2 separate regions of the Mus musculus genome follow, and region 2 is linked to region 1. A link is a loop called in an ENCODE intact Hi-C map of the cell type or tissue named here. Cell type or tissue: heart. All regions are shown on one strand. Each heading gives the region's core, and the rest is flanking DNA. Links, peaks and the distances in the headings are about the cores only. Region 1 overlaps Cacnb2 (calcium channel, voltage-dependent, beta 2 subunit). Region 2 overlaps Slc39a12 (solute carrier family 39 (zinc transporter), member 12).

Region 1 (8,346 bases), core at 177-8,176:
GGGACACAATTGGAAAGGAAGAAGTCAAAGTATCTGTATTTGCAGATGATGTGATGGCGTACATAAGTGATCCTAAAAATTCCACCACGGAGTTCCTACAGCTGGTAAATACTTTCAGCAAGGTAGAAGGGTGTCAAATTAATTCAACAAAATCAGTAGCATTCCTCTATATACAAATAAAACACTGATTAGAAAAAATAAGGGAAACAATACCTTTCACAAGAGTCTTAGATAATATAAAATCTCTTGGGGGTAACTCTAGCTAAGCAAGTGAAAGACTTGTATGGTAAAAAGACACCGAAGAGATTACAGGATGTATCAGAAGATGGAAAGATCTCCCACGCTCATGAATTGGTAGAATTGTAAAAATGGTCATTCTATCAAATGCAATGTACAGGTCCAATGTCCTCTCCATTAAAATTCCAACACAATTATTCATAGATTTCCACAGAAAAAGACAATTTTCGATTTCATATGGAAATATACAGAGAGAGACAGAGAGACAGAGAGAGAATAATACAATAACCACTGGAAGTATGGAAGTATCACTGCCCCCAACCTTGCTGTACTGCAGAGCTATAGTAATAAAATTGGCATGGTATTAGAGCAAAAACAAACATGTCAATCAGTGGCTTCAAATTGAAGATCCAGACATAATCCATATACCTATGGATAGCTGATACATTTATATATATAAAGAATCCAGAAATATACACTGGAAAAAACATAGCATCTTTAACAAATGTCACTGGTCAAAAACTGAATGGTGGCATATAGAAGAATTCAAATAGTCCATACTCATCAGTCCACTTAAAACTCAAGTCCAAATGCATAAAAAACCTCAACATAAAACCAGATATCCTGAACCTGATAGAAGAAAAAAACAGGGAATAGCCTTGAACTCACTGGCACTGCAGAAGACTTTGTGAACAGAACACTATTAGCACAGACACTAAGATCGACAATGAATACATGGGACCTCATGAAACTAAAAAGCTTCTGGATGACAAATGACACCATTATTTAAACAGAGTGGCAGCCTACAGAATGGGAAGAGATTTTTTTTCCAATTACATATTTAACAGTGGGCTAATATCCAAAATATAAAAAGAACTTAAAAAACAAATATCAAAGAAATAAGTAACCCAATTTAAAATGTGATACAAATCTAAACAAGAAATGCAAATGACTGAGAAACACTTAACAATGTTCAACATTCTAAGCCATGAGGGAAATGGAAATCAAAACTACTTTGAGATTGCAGCTTATACCCATCAGAATGGCAAAGATCAATAAAGTACATGGCAGCTCATGCTGGTCAGGATGTGGAGTAGATAAAGGGGATACTTATTCATGGCTGGTGAGAGTACAAACTTGTATAGCTACTGTGGAAATCAGGGTGGCAGTTCCTTGGGAAGACGGTAATTGCTCTCTTTCTATATATACTACTCTTGGGTATATACCAAGGAACACTTCATCCTACGAGAGACACTTGCTCAGTCATGCTCATTCCTGGCTATTCAACATAACCAGAAACTGGAAACCACCTAAGTCCCTCAACAGAAGAAAAGATAAAGAAAATATGGCACATTTACATAATTGAATATTACTCAGCTGTTAAAAAATGAAATTTGCCAGTAATTGGATGAAACTAGAAAAAAAAATCATCCTGAGTGAAATAACCCAGATCCAGAAAGACAAAAATGGAATGTATTTGATTATATATGGATGATAGCTATGACCTCAAAGATAAGCAAGCTGTAATAGAACCACAGAGGTTCAACTCTATATAGTAAGACATGGGAGAGGGGAGACAGACAGCTCTCCCTACGGAAGGGAAATAGAAGTTAAGAGTGGATGGGGGTGGGGATACTGGAATGGGAAGATCATGTGGGGCCAGGGAGGGAAGAAAAGGATAAGGGAGAGACTATGGAGAGAGACATCTAAAACTAAAAACCATTTGAGGGGTAAAATGGAAACCTATTATAGTAGACACTTTATAAAATATGTAGATATATGAAGGGAATATAGGTGAAATCTCCTGATAATTCAGGGGACGGATCCCAACCTGGACATCTCTTGTCATGAAATGAATCTTCTAAGTGGGCTTAGGTTACACTAATTGGGTTGTTGGTGAAAGGAAACCCATGGGAATCCCCAAATAACACAGGCTCCTTCCAAGACTGTAGGTTGCTCTCCATAAGCTGATAGCAAGGCCCCACTGCTGAAGACAACACCTATATGGCTCCTTGTACTTGGAGAACTTGAGCTGGTGCCTACATAAAGTCATTATACTACATATTAGTGTCTTTTGTACAGGAAGGTACTCTGCACAATATCAAAGGAAAAATGTAAACACCAACCCAGCCCCAAATCATTTACCATTTACAATGCTGTCCTGCCTGCTACATATCCTGGCACACACACACACACACACACAATGACACAAAGCTTGTGGAAATATTTAGATTGACAAATCTGATTTGACTTAAGGCACACTCCATGGGACAGAACCCATACCTGGCATTGCTTGTGTGATTAAAAAAATAATAAGTACATATAGAATGTTTAAAATTACCCTTGTCATGTCATGCTATTTATTGTTTGGAGCGTGGATGCTCATGAACATATAAAAGTGATTCATAACATGATTGGTTTACTTTCTAAATTTTAACCCTGAAACATGTTTCTTTTACATTTTCCTGCTGTAAATGTGTGCTGTGTGGTGAATCCCCCTTTGAAGGGCAGAGGAAATGCTGAAAGGCACCCACACAATACTTTCAGGATACCCTAGAATGAAGCAAGTGTTCCTGCCTGGACTAAATTAAAATTAAAAGCCCTTACTGCAGTAGCCATTTACTATCTTGCCAGGGCTGATAAAACAAATACGTAACAGCTGTCCAACACAGAAAATTCCAGTTAAGATCACTCACCACCAGCCCGCTGAGTTATCCTGCAACTAAATAGCTGTCAAATCATGGTGAGAGTCCAGGAAAGTGGATGAGGGTGAGAGCACAGAACTGTAGCTTCTAATGGCACAATGAGAAAGGACTTTGATATGACAAAAAGTGATATTGTCATGCTTGTGTATTGTGCCTGATGTCCCATGTCTCATCTACTGGGAGGATAACCTGCCTGATTGGATTAAAGAAAAAGTAGGATTTCACACTAATAACTAAAACTGCAGTACTGGGTCTTGCCTAAAGGGATTTAGTTTTGATAGAAGAACTAGTGGGAACTCTTTGGGCCTATTGTTTGTGACGTGCTAAGTCTTCAGTGTTAAAAATGAAGACAGGTTGGTAAAAGATCGTACCTCCATGCCCACACCTAGATTTGAGATGTGGCATTTCACAGGAGCAGCGACATCTAGTGTTTCTTCCTGAGATAGCAGCGACTCTGAATGAAGGTCATGAATTCAGGAGCAGCCTACCAACCAACTTGGACTACTTCTCCCAGGGTCTGACTTTGACGATTTTTGAAGCATATCACATTCATCTAAGTCAGGGAACCTGGTTTATTCCATATTTTTATAACTGTTCTGCAGAGCTGCAGGGTGGCCAGACATTTTGCTTATGTTCTGGCCCAGCGCCAGCAAGTTCAGAGCTCAAAGGCCCCCTGAGAACTAGGCATTTCTGGGATGAATCTAGAGATTTGCAAAGAATATTAAGTGAGCATAAAGCTACTTTCCATTAAAAAAGGGGGCCCAAGCTAAGCCCCAACATTTTCTCTAAATACATTGTGACACAGACAATTGTTTTGAATTAGAAGTGATCAGAAAGATCTTAAAAAATCAAAATGAAACTCACCAAAAGCCTTTACTGTTATATGTAAAGTACTGACTGTACTTTTCTAAGACAACTTTTTCTAATGCTTGAAATGTCAGGACTATGTATCATTTTTGTACCAACTGATGAATCCAATGCTTGAGAAACAATAAAACCCTTTCCAGGTGCCTGTAAATTTCCCCTGCAACCTAAGCCTCAACTGCAGAGTCTCAAGGCTGTACTTGAAAGCGGCCTGCGTTTGGGGATTTAGTCTAATATTGGAGACAACTTTGAGCTCTTATTTTTTCTTATTTAGATCAGTTGGTGGTGGTGTGTATGTATATGTGTACATGTGTGCGTGTGTGCATGCATACATGTGTGTGGGGGGGGAGGGTGGTACATGAATGTGAGGGTGCAGACGTACATTCATGGACACACATGTAGAAGTCAGAGTAAATCACTTGAGTGTCTATCGCTCTCCACTTCATTGCCTTAAACCAGATTCTCTCATTGCTATTTTACTTAGGCTAGCTGACCAGCAAGCTCTTAGGATTCACCCGCTCTTATCCTGTAATACTGGAGTAGCAGGCAACTGCAGTCATGCTTAGCTTTTTGTTCTGCCTTGTTGAGATGCTGGGGATTCAAACTCAGATTGCATAGCAAGTGCTCTTATACACTGAGCCATCTACTTAAAGTTTCATAGGTCAATTCTTGATATCCATAGAACTGAAGTGTGAGCTTAGGTACCTCTGGGGTCCCTATGTACTGTCATTCTACAGTTCTTGCTTGTTAGTCTAAAGTTCTCCTGTGAGTGCTTCAGTGTGTACATCTGGGTGCCACAGTCTTATAGAGGGAGAACTTCCATGGACCTTTAGTTCCCTCTGTTTTAAGTATAACAAACATAAGTGCTAATTTTTCTTAGTGGGCATTCCCTTTTATTGCAATTCTGGCCACCTGTGCTAGTTAGAGATGGCAGCAACACAGTTCTCTATCTCTAGAATGCCTCTATCTCTGTGGTTTAAAAATAGACAATGGTTACCAATAACAAAAGCTAATTTATTGATTGTAGCTATTGGGGGAGGACAACAAAAGCTAGAGAGCCATTTTCTAGAACTATGCTTTTCTCCCACACCCCCACATGCAATTTAAAGAAATCTATTCTGTGAAACTCAACCATGCCTTAAACTCTCCGAATTCCAAAACAGATAGAGATCTCTGTGAATTGTTCATTGTAAGCAAGTAGATGCAGACACTATGGATTATTGATTTCTGCCTGGGTAATAGAGCCACATACAATGCAGAGTCAGCCAAATTGGAGTGGATGTGCTGTCAATACATTTATATAATCCACTTATTAAGCCCAAGTGTACAGCTGCCCAGAGGTAGACCAAAGATCCTTCCTGAACTGCAAATGGAATGTCCATATCAATTCATTTCTTCATACAAACACTGAACAGACATTTGCTCAAGAGACTCTACCACACAGGCATGTGGAAAAGCACGGGTCAATGTATCTTTCTTATTACCCTGTTTTGAACAGCCAAGAAAGTTTCCTTTATCCATGGGTGCATGCTTTATTTAGAAGGTGTAAATATCATGTATCATGAAGTTAATAGTTCCAATGTGTCCAGAGTTTACCAGCATTATCAAAAGTAAGAAAATAGGGACCAGGTTACAAGGCCATAGATTTAGTTGGGAAGTCAATAGGATTCTCACTAAGAGAACAATATTTGAGAACAACTTGATGTGAATGATAAGTCAAGCAAACCTTCCAAGCAGGGGGAATAGTCATTGCAGAGGCCAAAGAGTGAGTGGAGTTTAGTTCCTTTTAGGTTTGTATCTTAGTGGCCAAGATACCTGACAGAAATAGCATGGACCCTTTAGAGGGTTCCAACCATGCTTCTTGAGCCCATGTACTTGGATGTTAGAAAATCAAGGCAGCAAGCGTGTGTGGCAGAAGAAATTCTTTACCTTATAGCAGTCAGGACACAGTAACAGAGGGACCTCAGGATAAGCTAAGGCACCTGAGGATGTATTCCCTGTACCTACTTCCTCCTGGGAAGTCATACCTCTTCTTGTCTCCAGAACCTGCAAAAGTAACTTCACAAGCTTAAAACCAAAGGAGAACATTTCATATTTAAGCCATGGAGAAGGATGCTTCGTGTGTTTGTCAAGGAGGCAGTGTGGCTGTATCTGAGAGTGAAGGGGATGAGGCAAGAAAGGGAACCAAAGCCAGTTCATACCTAAAACTTTCCTTGTCCCCAGGAACCCCTTTTCTTTGTACAACCCTCTATGGCAGAGGTTCTCAACCTCCCTAGTGCTCTGACCCTTTAATACAGTTCCTCATGTTGTGGTGACCCCCACCCATAAAATTACTTAGTTGCTATTTCATAACTATAATATTGCTACTGTTATGAATTGTAATGCCAGATATGCAGGATATCTGATATGAGACCTTATGGTGGTCATAACCCACAAGTTGAGAACCACTGCTCTATGGTCTCTCCATAGTGGGAACAGTTTTGAGATATGTTTGTCTTCCATATACTGAGTCACGTCTGCTTCATTTCCTTCTTTATGTTATGGTTTTCAGGACACCCTAAAGGTCTGCAAGAGAATTGAATTTCAATGAATGGTCTATACCAACACTTTGCTAACTATAGTCCAAGGAAGGCCACTATGGTCTAACTATAGTATCTATTTAATAGAAATACTTCTAGTTTGACTAATCTATACCAAATGCAAATCCTTTGTAAAAATTTATCTTACTGAAATCTGAAGCTATTTCAGTTACACAGTGTGGCGATGTGTCATTTTGACTAATTAATTCAGTCAACAGTCTATTCATTATGTCTAATGAAAGATTTGTTTTTCCTGATCTATTGATCATCATAGAATCTAGTTTCGTATGCTTGAAATAGGAAAATTATAGATTCTTTAAGTTTGCATTTATAAAATTATTTTGTGTGTGTGTATTGTTTATGTGAGTGTGTAGCATGCATACATGCATACATACATGCATGCCATGGTACCAATGTAGAGGTCAGAGATCAACTTGCAGCATCTTTTTTCATTGTAGGGATCCTGGGGATGAAACTCAGGTTTGACAGGCATGATGGCAAGGGCCTTTGCCTGCTGAGCCATCTCTCTAATAAAATCTTTCAAGAACCTGTTAGAACCTTCTCCATCCATAGATGAGGCACATAAGGAGTGTGGTGCTCTCATCCAGCTCATCATGTGTGTGTTTGCTCACTTCTTTGTCTTTATCAATTCATCAATTCATCTCAAATTTACTTCTTAGGAAAAAAAACTTCTACCCACAGAATCTTCCCCAACCCTCGAAATGTGAAATACTTCAGCAATATTGTTCTTCAAGGGTAGGGAAAGAAGCAATTTGAGCTAGTGGTGAAAGACAGAAGAAAATCAGATGGCAATTAGATTCCAGGTGCTGTTGGCAGACATTTAACCTCAGATAGGTCATTCTCAGAAAAAGCATTGCATTTACTCTTTCTTATTTGTGGAATACAGTCCCCAACTGGGTTACCTCAGTGGCAGAGGATGCACCTAACTCTACCGAGACTTGATGCACCAGGGTTGAGGGATAACCAGTAGGGTCACCACCCTCTCAGTACCTGCTAAGCACTGCTCATATTATCTGTGCCTAGGAGACTTGTTGCCTTGGCTTGCCTCTGAACATTTTGACCTTTATCATGGCTCTTCTGAAGTTCTCACTCATATTATTTTAGTTTATTTTTTGGCCTCCAGGATCCCAAAGTGTTGAACACTGAAGTGCTTCTATCACGGGACATTGTATCTAATCATACCTATGATGTAGATTGTGTTTAGATTTGGTTTTGAAATGTCCCCCACATTGAACTATTGGTCCCTGCCTAGAAGTGTTCCTCTGGGTGCTTATAAAAATCTTAGAACACAAGACCAACTGGTAATAGACCACTATGGGTGGATCTTCCAGGATTCAAGTTCTACCCCACTTCTGGTCCTGTTCTCTGCCTCCTGACCTGCCAAATTCTGAAGAATCCTTACCACAAGCTCCCAATGACCAAGTTACCTGAACCACCATGATTTTCTTCCCATGACAGACCACATTGTCTAAACTGTAAGCCAAAATAAGTCTTTCTCTATGAAGCTGATCAGATATTTTGCCATGACAGTGAACAAAGTAGCTGATATGAGAATGTAATTAAGATTGGGATATAACAGTTTTGCCAGGGTGGCCTGTCTACTCTGGTTAGAGATGGGCTCAGGAAAGAGAGGAAAGTCAGAATGCTCTGTGATCCTTTGAGCCTTGCACTCCCTTGGTATTTGGTGACTCCAATTTATATTTCTTTCATATATTTTAAGAAGTGGTGGTGCAGTGGAAGTGCTTTAATCCCAGCACTTGGGAGGCAGAGGCAGGTGGATTTCTGAGTTCGAGGCCAGCCTGGTCTACAAAGTGAGTTCCAGGACAGACAGAGCTACACAGAGAAACCCTGTCTCAAAAAAAAAAAAAAAACAAAAAAAACAAAAAAAACAAAAACAAAAACAACAACAACAACAAAAAACAAAAACAAAAAAACAGAAA
Region 2 (8,346 bases), core at 75-8,074, 180 kb before region 1:
TGGATCAAGGAACTTCACATAAAACCAGAGACACTGAAACTTATAGAGGAGAAAGTGGGGGAAAGCCTTGAAGATATGGGCACAGGGGAAAAATTCCTGAACAGAACAGCAATGGCTTGTGCTGTAAGATCAAGAATTGACAAATGGGACCTAATGAAACTCCAAAGTTTCTGCAAGGCAAAAGACACCGTCAAGAAGACAAAAAGACCACCAACAGATTGGGAAAGGATCTTTACCTATCCTAAATCAGATAGGGCACTAATATCCAACATATATAAAGAACTCAAGAAGGTGGACTTCAGAAAATCAAATAACCCCATTAAAAAATGGGGCTCAGAACTGAACAAAGAATTCTCACCTGAGGAATACCGAATGGCAGAGAAGCACTTGAAAAAATGTTCAACATCCTTAATCATCAGGGAAATGCAAATCAAAACAACCCTGAGATTCCACCTCACACCAGTCAGAATGGCTAAGATCAAAAATTCAGGTGACAGCAGATGCTGGCGTGGATGTGGAGAAAGAGGAACACTCCTCCATTGTTGGTGGGAGTGCAGGCTTGTACAACCACTCTGGAAATCAGTCTGGCGGTTCCTCAGAAAACTGGACATAGTACTCCTGGAGGATCCAGCAATACCTCTCCTGGGCATATATCCAGAAGATGCCCCAACAGGTAAGAAGGACACATGCTCCACTATGTTCATAGCAGCCTTATTTATAATAGCCAGAAGCTGGAAAGAACCTAGATGCCCTTCAACAGAGGAATGGATACAGAAAATGTGGTACATCTACACAATGGAGTACTACTCAGCTATTAAAAAGAATGAATTTATGAAGTTCCTAGCCAAATGGATGGACCTGGAGGGCATCATCCTGAGTGAGGTAACACATTCACAAGGAAACTCACACAATATGTATTCACTGATAAGTGGATATTAGCCCCAAACCTAGGATACCCAAGATATAAGATATAATTTGTTAAACACATGAAACTCAAGAAGAATGAAGACTGAAGTGTGGACACTATGCCCCTCCTTATATTTGGGAACAAAACACCCATGGAATGGAGTTACAGAGCCAAAGTTAGGAGCTGAGATGAAAGGATGGACCATGTAGAGACTGCCATATCCAGGGATCCACCCCATAATCAGCATCCAAACGCTGACACCATTGCATACACTAGCAAGATTTTATTGAAAGGACCCAGATGTAGCTGTCTCTTGTGAGACTATGCCGGGGCCTAGCAAACACAGAAGTGGATGCTCACAGTCAGCTAATGGATGGATCATAGGGCTCCCAATGGAGGAGCTAGAGAAAGTAGCCAAAGAGCTAAAGGGATCTGCAACCCTATAGGTGGAACAACATTATGAACTAACCAGTACCCCGGAGCTCTTGACTCTAGCTGCATATATATCAAAAGATGGCCTAGTCGGCCATCACTGGAAAGAGAGGCCCATTGGACTTGCAAACTTTATATGCCCCAGTACAGGGGGACACCAGGGCCAAAAAGGGGGAGTGGGTGGGCAGGGGAGTGGGGGTGGGTGGATATGGGGGACTTTTGGTATAGCATTGGAAATGTAAATGAGTTAAATACCTAATAAAAAATGGAAAAAAAAAATCAAATAGAATGTACATCAGACTTTGTAGCTTAAGTGTTCTAAAAGTATATTTAATGTGAATGCTGTCACTATTTGTGCTGCATAAAATAGTTGTGGTGTTTTCTCAAGCATGGTGCCATCTGCACAGAATTGAGCATCAATGATTTTCTCACTGGTGGAGGTTCTGTGGCTCTTACAAACAGGTGTGTTCCTCTCTCATTTGTTAGACACTAAGTAAAGCAGCAAGTCTGTAGGCATAGTTTGATAAGAACAGTACAGTTGTTTAAGTTTTTGGTGACTTTTAGTTTTTGAGACAGTCTTATGTATCCTATGTTGGCCTCTAACTTTTCATATAGTTGCAAACTATAAGGAAGAGAGGAAATCTTAGCTCAGTACTTGGAAATAAGTTTATTCAAAATATGATCCATTAAATGACCATGGGAGATAGGATTGCAATATAATTTTGTTGCCTATCATTAAAATTAACCATCAAAAATTGCTTAAAATTGTTGACATTCAAATATGTTGGGTAAGTTCAGTTCATATTGTTAATTCTTTAAAGATAGCACCAAACCTAAGCTCCGAAGAATAAATACTGCCTATTACACACATAAACTTTAATATAACCTAGATGTAAACATATTACCAAGACACTAGACAAAGTCATTATCTATGTCTGATTGTCATCACAAGGGAGCATATGCCCATGACATCTAGTATAACCAAGGACACAGCTGACCACACAATAGGCTCTCAATGATACCAACATTAAGTTAGATCTCCAGGCCAAACTGACTTGAGTCTTTACACACTCCAAAGGAAACAGTCATGCCATGACATTCTCTATGGTCTTGTGAGGGTGAGGAATTTGAACTAATACATAGTCCAACAACTTTGGGTTCTTCTCATAGAAGCCCAGATGCACCTTTCTTTCCAAATGGTGCTATGACATTTGGTAGACATGAAGTTATGTCCACTTGTTTGTTTGAGAATAAAATATAGTCCTAGGAAATGATTTCTTCATTGTTCTAAATTTCATGGGGACCTTGGTTTTCTCTTAGACAGCAAATAAACATTAGTGCTTTGCAAAAGCTCATATATTTAGCCATTTCATAAGCCTAATGGAACAATTGGAAACTGTACTTTTTAAGTCTTGTCTATTTCACATTTAAGCATATTCTGGAAATAAAGGGAGAGCTGGCTTCTGTTGAAAGCTGTGTTGCTTTCAGACATACGCCAATGAGAGTGTCCTTCCCACTACCAGCAAGTGGCTCCAGTTAGCTTACATTTCAAACTCATGTCAAGAATAGGAACTAAACATTGGGTAACTATTTGGGGAACATTGAAGGGTATTAAGTTCTGAATAACAGAATTGCTTGTGCTTTCCCACAAAGCTTTTCTCGGCAGTTGAATATATCTGGATCTTATTCTGGTTTCTTGTTCTTTTTTTAGCTTCCTGAAATGACTCATGTTCAGACACAACGACCCTGGATGACGTTTCTCCTGCAGAATGTCGGATTGGTCCTTGGCTGGTTTTCTCTTTTGCTCTTAGCTGTATATGAACAGAATATTAAAATATAAGTTAAGAATCTCTAATGGCTTCCAAAATGTAATTATCTGCTCATATCTCGTATCTTCCATGTTCTCTATGCCAATCACTAATTTGGTATTTATATTCGAGGCAAAGAATTTGTCATTTATCTTAACTTATTAATTCTGTATTATAAATTTTTAGAAATATATATATGTGAGTCTGGCTTGGATTAAAATCTTTATTTTTGTTTCTGACACTGTGATTGGCCACAATAATGTTTAGTGTTAGAAAATTCTTAATTCTAGTCAGCTGCAAAAATATTATTTCCCTACAAAAGAATGTTTATTCCTTATATTTGAAGCAGACATTTTTGTCGTTGTTTTTTAAATTGTTAATAATATATTGTTTTCTATGTGATTAGTAAAGCATAAGCAAATATAATTGTAGAAATGTAATAAAGGCTAGTTTCAATTACCTTTCTGAACAAATCCTCTCTTACAAGCTAGTACAACATGATCAGCTGGAAGAACCAAGCCTTGGTTCAGCAGTTTATGTAAATAATCCACTTGGGGAGGTCTAAAAGATACAGCAGAATATCCCACCTGTCCTCCTGTCAAACTCAGCACATATCTGTGGTAGGCAACAAGAACTGTAAACAAAAGGCAAAGTTCCCAAATCAATAAGGCAACAAAGAGTCGGGCAGAAAACCAACGACTCAGCTTTCACAGATTATAGAACAGGTGAACAGGTGTGTGTGTGTGTGTGTGTGTGTGTGTGTGTGTGTGTGTGTGTGTAATTTCACTGATGAATCATATGTTTGCATTGTTTCTGAGGTCACTTTAAAGAGGATAGCAGTAGGTGAATTCATGAACAAGGAACATTACTGATAACACAGAAAATTATTAAGATAGAAAATGACCTACTCTTTAGTCATTTTGTCCCTTAGAATATGGGTGCCTTCTATTTCTCTTAGTTTTTAATGGTGGATCTTGACAAGGGAAAAGGTTATTTTGTTTTTACTGTGACTCATGGCACACAGTTATGTATCTCCTACCTCTTACTCACCAACTGGTAGAAGTTCTTTGTCATGCCCCAACCCAAACATAGTCACTTAAAAAACACCTTGCTTTGATTTCAAAATAAAGTGGACTTGTCCAGCTGTCTTAGGTGAATGCTCAGACTTTGGGCTATTGTGTACAAGAATTCAGTGTACCTCAGGAACAACTTAACTATATAAGTGAGAATACAAGTGGCTGACTCCATTCTCAGAACTTCTGACTCTGTGTGTCTGAGAGAGTACTGAGACCTTGACTTAGAACTCCCAGGTATTGTTAAAGATGCTAGCTGTGGCCAGACTCTGTACACCATTGGTGAAAAAAGTCAGACAGACCTGGCTCTGAGACAGAACAGGTCAAGAGCTGTGTGTTTTTGACTAAGTTGCTTAAAACTTCTGTGCTTGGATGATTTTCAAAGAGCGAGCTAGACCTGACAAATAGAGCCTCAGCTTTCTGTTTTAGGCGAGTAAAGCAAATTGAACAAGCACTCCTTTGCACAGGACATCCTGGGGTAGAGGTTACAAACACAAAGTACCAGATATGATCTGTGGACGTGTTTTAATGCCCATGTTCTGATTTTGTTATTTAGCCTTCATTTATGCTAGCTTAATTGGAACAGCTGTGATGGATGACTGTGTTTCTGGTTCAAGGTTAAACAAACTAAATTAAAATTTGAGATGTGAGCTACTGACTCTATGACCTTCAGCTTTGAGTGATCTTGATGCTGGTAGGGTTGTGAATAGGGTGCAGCGGGGTTGAACACTGCCAGCTATCAGAAGGAAACATTCCAAGCCCTTCAAAAGCTTATCACTAGTGTTCCCTGATTGAAAGCAGAGACTGAGTCACTCAGATAGCATCCTAAGGGTAGTAGGGCATAGTAGCTTCTGAGGAACCTTTTTGGGTTCCCCTTTCCTCCTCTTTACCTTATCGTTGATTTGCTGATAATGAAAATTGTGTTCCAGGCAGCATACCATAAGTAGTCTTAGAATTGCTAAACGGGGCCAGGGAGATGATTCAGTGTAAAAGCACGAGCCACATCAACCTGTTAACTTGAGTTGGATCCCAAATCACATACAGAAAGTGAAATACGTTAGCATGCATCTGTAATTCCAGTCCCCATGCAGCAAGATGGGAGGCTGACTTAGCTTTCATGGGCCACCTCGCCTAGAATGAGACCTAAATGAACAAGTGAGACCTGGCCCCAAAGCAAAGTGGAAGGGGAGAACTAATTTCCAAACTTCGTACTCTGATCTCCATATGTATACTGTAGCAAGCAAGCATGTATCAACATTCACACACATGCTTACAGACACATACTTTTTTCAAAACTGTTTTTATTCCTCAAGATTCAGTAATAATAGTAAAAATATGATGACAGTTCCTTGCCCTCTGAAAATGACCTGAACTTAAATTTGGGTAGACTGACAGTGTTTTTCTTTTAGGGTAAACTGTTTTTTTTTTTTAAATCAGGTTTTTCAATTTTTGGAGCAGGTGTGTTTCCTAAGACTCAGTTGGGGTCTCTATTGTACTTCTGATTAGTGATTTGTCTGCCTCCTCCTCTTCCTCCTCCCCCTTGTTCTCTACCACCATCCTCACTACCCCTCCTCCCCCTTCTCTTCCCCCCTCCTCTTCTTCCTCCTCCTCGTATTCCTATTCTTATTCTTCCACTGAACCAGAAATGTTGCTGGGGTAAAATCAAAGAGTGGAACATGTATCTGTCTTATTTAAGCATCTATCATCTACTGACAGGTCTTTTTTTAGAGACAGAGGAATTGGCTCATGGTGTGGCTTTGTAAAGTCTGGGGAAATGGCTTCACAACTGAAGGCTGAGTTGACCCAGACTCTTAGGTAAATATGTCTATGAACTGTAGCCACTCCTAACTGCTCTGCCCTTTCCCAGAACCTAGCATTGCAGGTAAGACTTTGAATCTCTTTTTGAGACTCATTTCTCAAGACATAGCCCATTGACAATGTTCTTTCCTCTTTGGAGTGGAGATAAAGGACCTGGTCACAAGTGGTAATCACTAAGGTTAGTCTGTGCTCATCAGTTGAGTCATTAAGAATTCAGGTGCCAAAGTGAGATCTAGGTTCAAACCCTAGCCATACTTCTTGGAATGACAATTCCTTTTTGTCCATTAAAATAAGATTGTGGTGATGTCAGTATAAAATACTGCTTGTGAAACACTTAGCGCAGAGCCTGCAAAATATTAATAATGATTCAAAATATTTAATACCTCTCGTTGATATTTCCTTTTTCTGGTAGATTCAAATCTTTCTTAGTTCTGTATTCTTCATCAAGGAAAGGCTTTTTATTGGTGTGGAGTGGGGATTGAACCTTTTAAAAATATATTGTGCCCCTGGGCTTGAGGCATTACAGTAGAAAGCTTGCTTGCTTAGCATGTAGAAGGCTGTAAGTTCAATCCTCAGGGCTGACAAAAACATATTAAAAGCCATATCCTTCTATAATTCTCTTTAAATCCTCCAAACCAGCTTCTCCAGAGAGCCAATAACATACTGCAAATGTGCGTGTGCATGTGTGTGTGTCACACATGTGCCAGTGGGCTTCACCTTTACTCACATCTAGAGAATAAGAGATGGAGCCCCTTTGGCATGCCCTCCCTACTCTGCACACTCTCCCATATAAGCTCTATCACTCTGGTCATAATACTTACACTCAGCATGAGTCCTCTGCATTTACTTCTTCTCTCTCACAATATGTGAAAACCTATTATACTCCTCTGCAGTTATCCTTCTGAGAATGATAATGGAAGCTGGCTGAGAAGGATCTGTCTGAGGTCAAGGCTGTTGCCAACACTTGATTTTGACTCAAGGAAAACAAAACGGTAGTCCCACTGAACCTCTCTGTTCTCTGAAACCAGCCCCTCAAAAAAACAGGGAAGCAGGGCATTGGCTTGATGGAGCCCTGGTCTATTTAAATAGAGAAGTGTCCTCCAGCTGAGAGTACAAACAGCTTGTACTCCTAAGAAGGGTACCCTGGTCTGTAGAGGCTGAACATATACTCCAAGCAAACGTCCTTTAGTGTTGAGAAATAAGCTTTAGGTTATGGTGTACCATTTAAAATGCAAATGAAATGTAGGAGAAGTTTTGAGAGACTAAGAGATGGCTTTACTCTAAGCCAGGAGTGGGCTTAACTGGCCCCTTCCCATACACCACTACATATCTAAAATTCAATACATCCATCCCAGTATTCATGTCCCCAAGAAAAAAATATATGTCCTACAAGATCTTTCCCACATTCTGCTTAGCCACATTGCAAATTTGTAAATCCCTGTTGCTTTTCTCTCTTTATCATGACAAACCTCTTCCTAATTGTAAAGTGGCATGTGTGTGTGTATGTAATACACATGTGTGTATTACATATGTGTGTTGTAATACACATACTAGAAGGCAAAAATAAATGAAACAGGGATGTAGTTATAGCGGTCAAGGTCTAGGACCCTAGGTTAAAAGATTAAGATTTAATCATGGGATTAAATCTTCTCCCGTGCACAGTACAGCAGAGTGCAGTACCTATAGAATCAGAGGGGAATGAAACTGAAAAATCTTACAGTCCAGAGGACTCTCCAGTGAAAGACAGAATATGGGAGGCAAGAACCATAGAAGAAATGATCTGTTTAGAATACACAAAATCTGACTCCTGGCCAGATAACCATAAAACTCTGTTAAAGGCCTATATGAATCACTTCTTTTTATCAAAAATATAATGTTGGCTCTCATTGCAAAGTTACAAGGCAGTCAAAAAGACAAGAGAACATAGGTAAAAAGACAGTGCAAGAGCCACAGATAGGTTCAGGATGGACAGAGATGTTGGAGTTATTAGACTAGGAGTGTAAATTGGTGTAATTAATATGATAAAGCTTATGATGGAAAAATGGAGCATTTTTAAAGTGGAAAAGAGTGAGGTAAGCAGGACACTGTGAAAAATAAATAGCTGGGTGTACATATTGCAAGTTCCTGGAATGCTACTAACACTAAGAAAAGACAAATAGGAAGATCACCATGAGTTCAAGTCCAGCCTGCTTCACATAGTAGCAAAACAGTAAGAAATCAGTGTGTAAAAGGAGAAGAAGAAGGAGGAGGAGGAGGAGAAGAAGGAGGAGGAGAGAGAGGGAGAGAGAGAGTGAGGGGGAGAGAGAGG

The links. A loop is a pair of places that touch in the nucleus more often than their neighbours do. Peaks named below come from ENCODE experiments on the same cell type or tissue, not always from the same donor. Only the 100,000 strongest peaks of a DNase experiment are listed, where the experiment ranks them.
Region 2: it touches region 1 in a loop (2.3-fold over the local background); 2 of 42 quality-filtered maps call a loop at or near these places.

Annotation. Positions count from the first base shown.
Region 1 is chr2:14,673,715-14,682,060 of GRCm38, forward strand. All of the region lies in intron 2 of Cacnb2 (calcium channel, voltage-dependent, beta 2 subunit), which reads left to right. Among named protein-coding and RNA genes, the nearest start is that of Gm32741, 73 kb to the left of the region's middle. In heart, for the core only: a CTCF peak has its summit at 3,388; no DNase peak of the experiment used is centred there.
Region 2 is chr2:14,491,371-14,499,716 of GRCm38, forward strand. It overlaps Slc39a12 (solute carrier family 39 (zinc transporter), member 12), which reads left to right. Exons shown (of 13, transcript NM_001012305.2): 13 at 3,051-3,607. The coding sequence ends at 3,179. Among named protein-coding and RNA genes, the nearest start is that of Gm13266, 17 kb to the right of the region's middle. In heart, for the core only: no CTCF peak of the experiment used is centred there; no DNase peak of the experiment used is centred there; H3K4me3 peaks cover 649 bases; H3K27ac peaks cover 4,187 bases.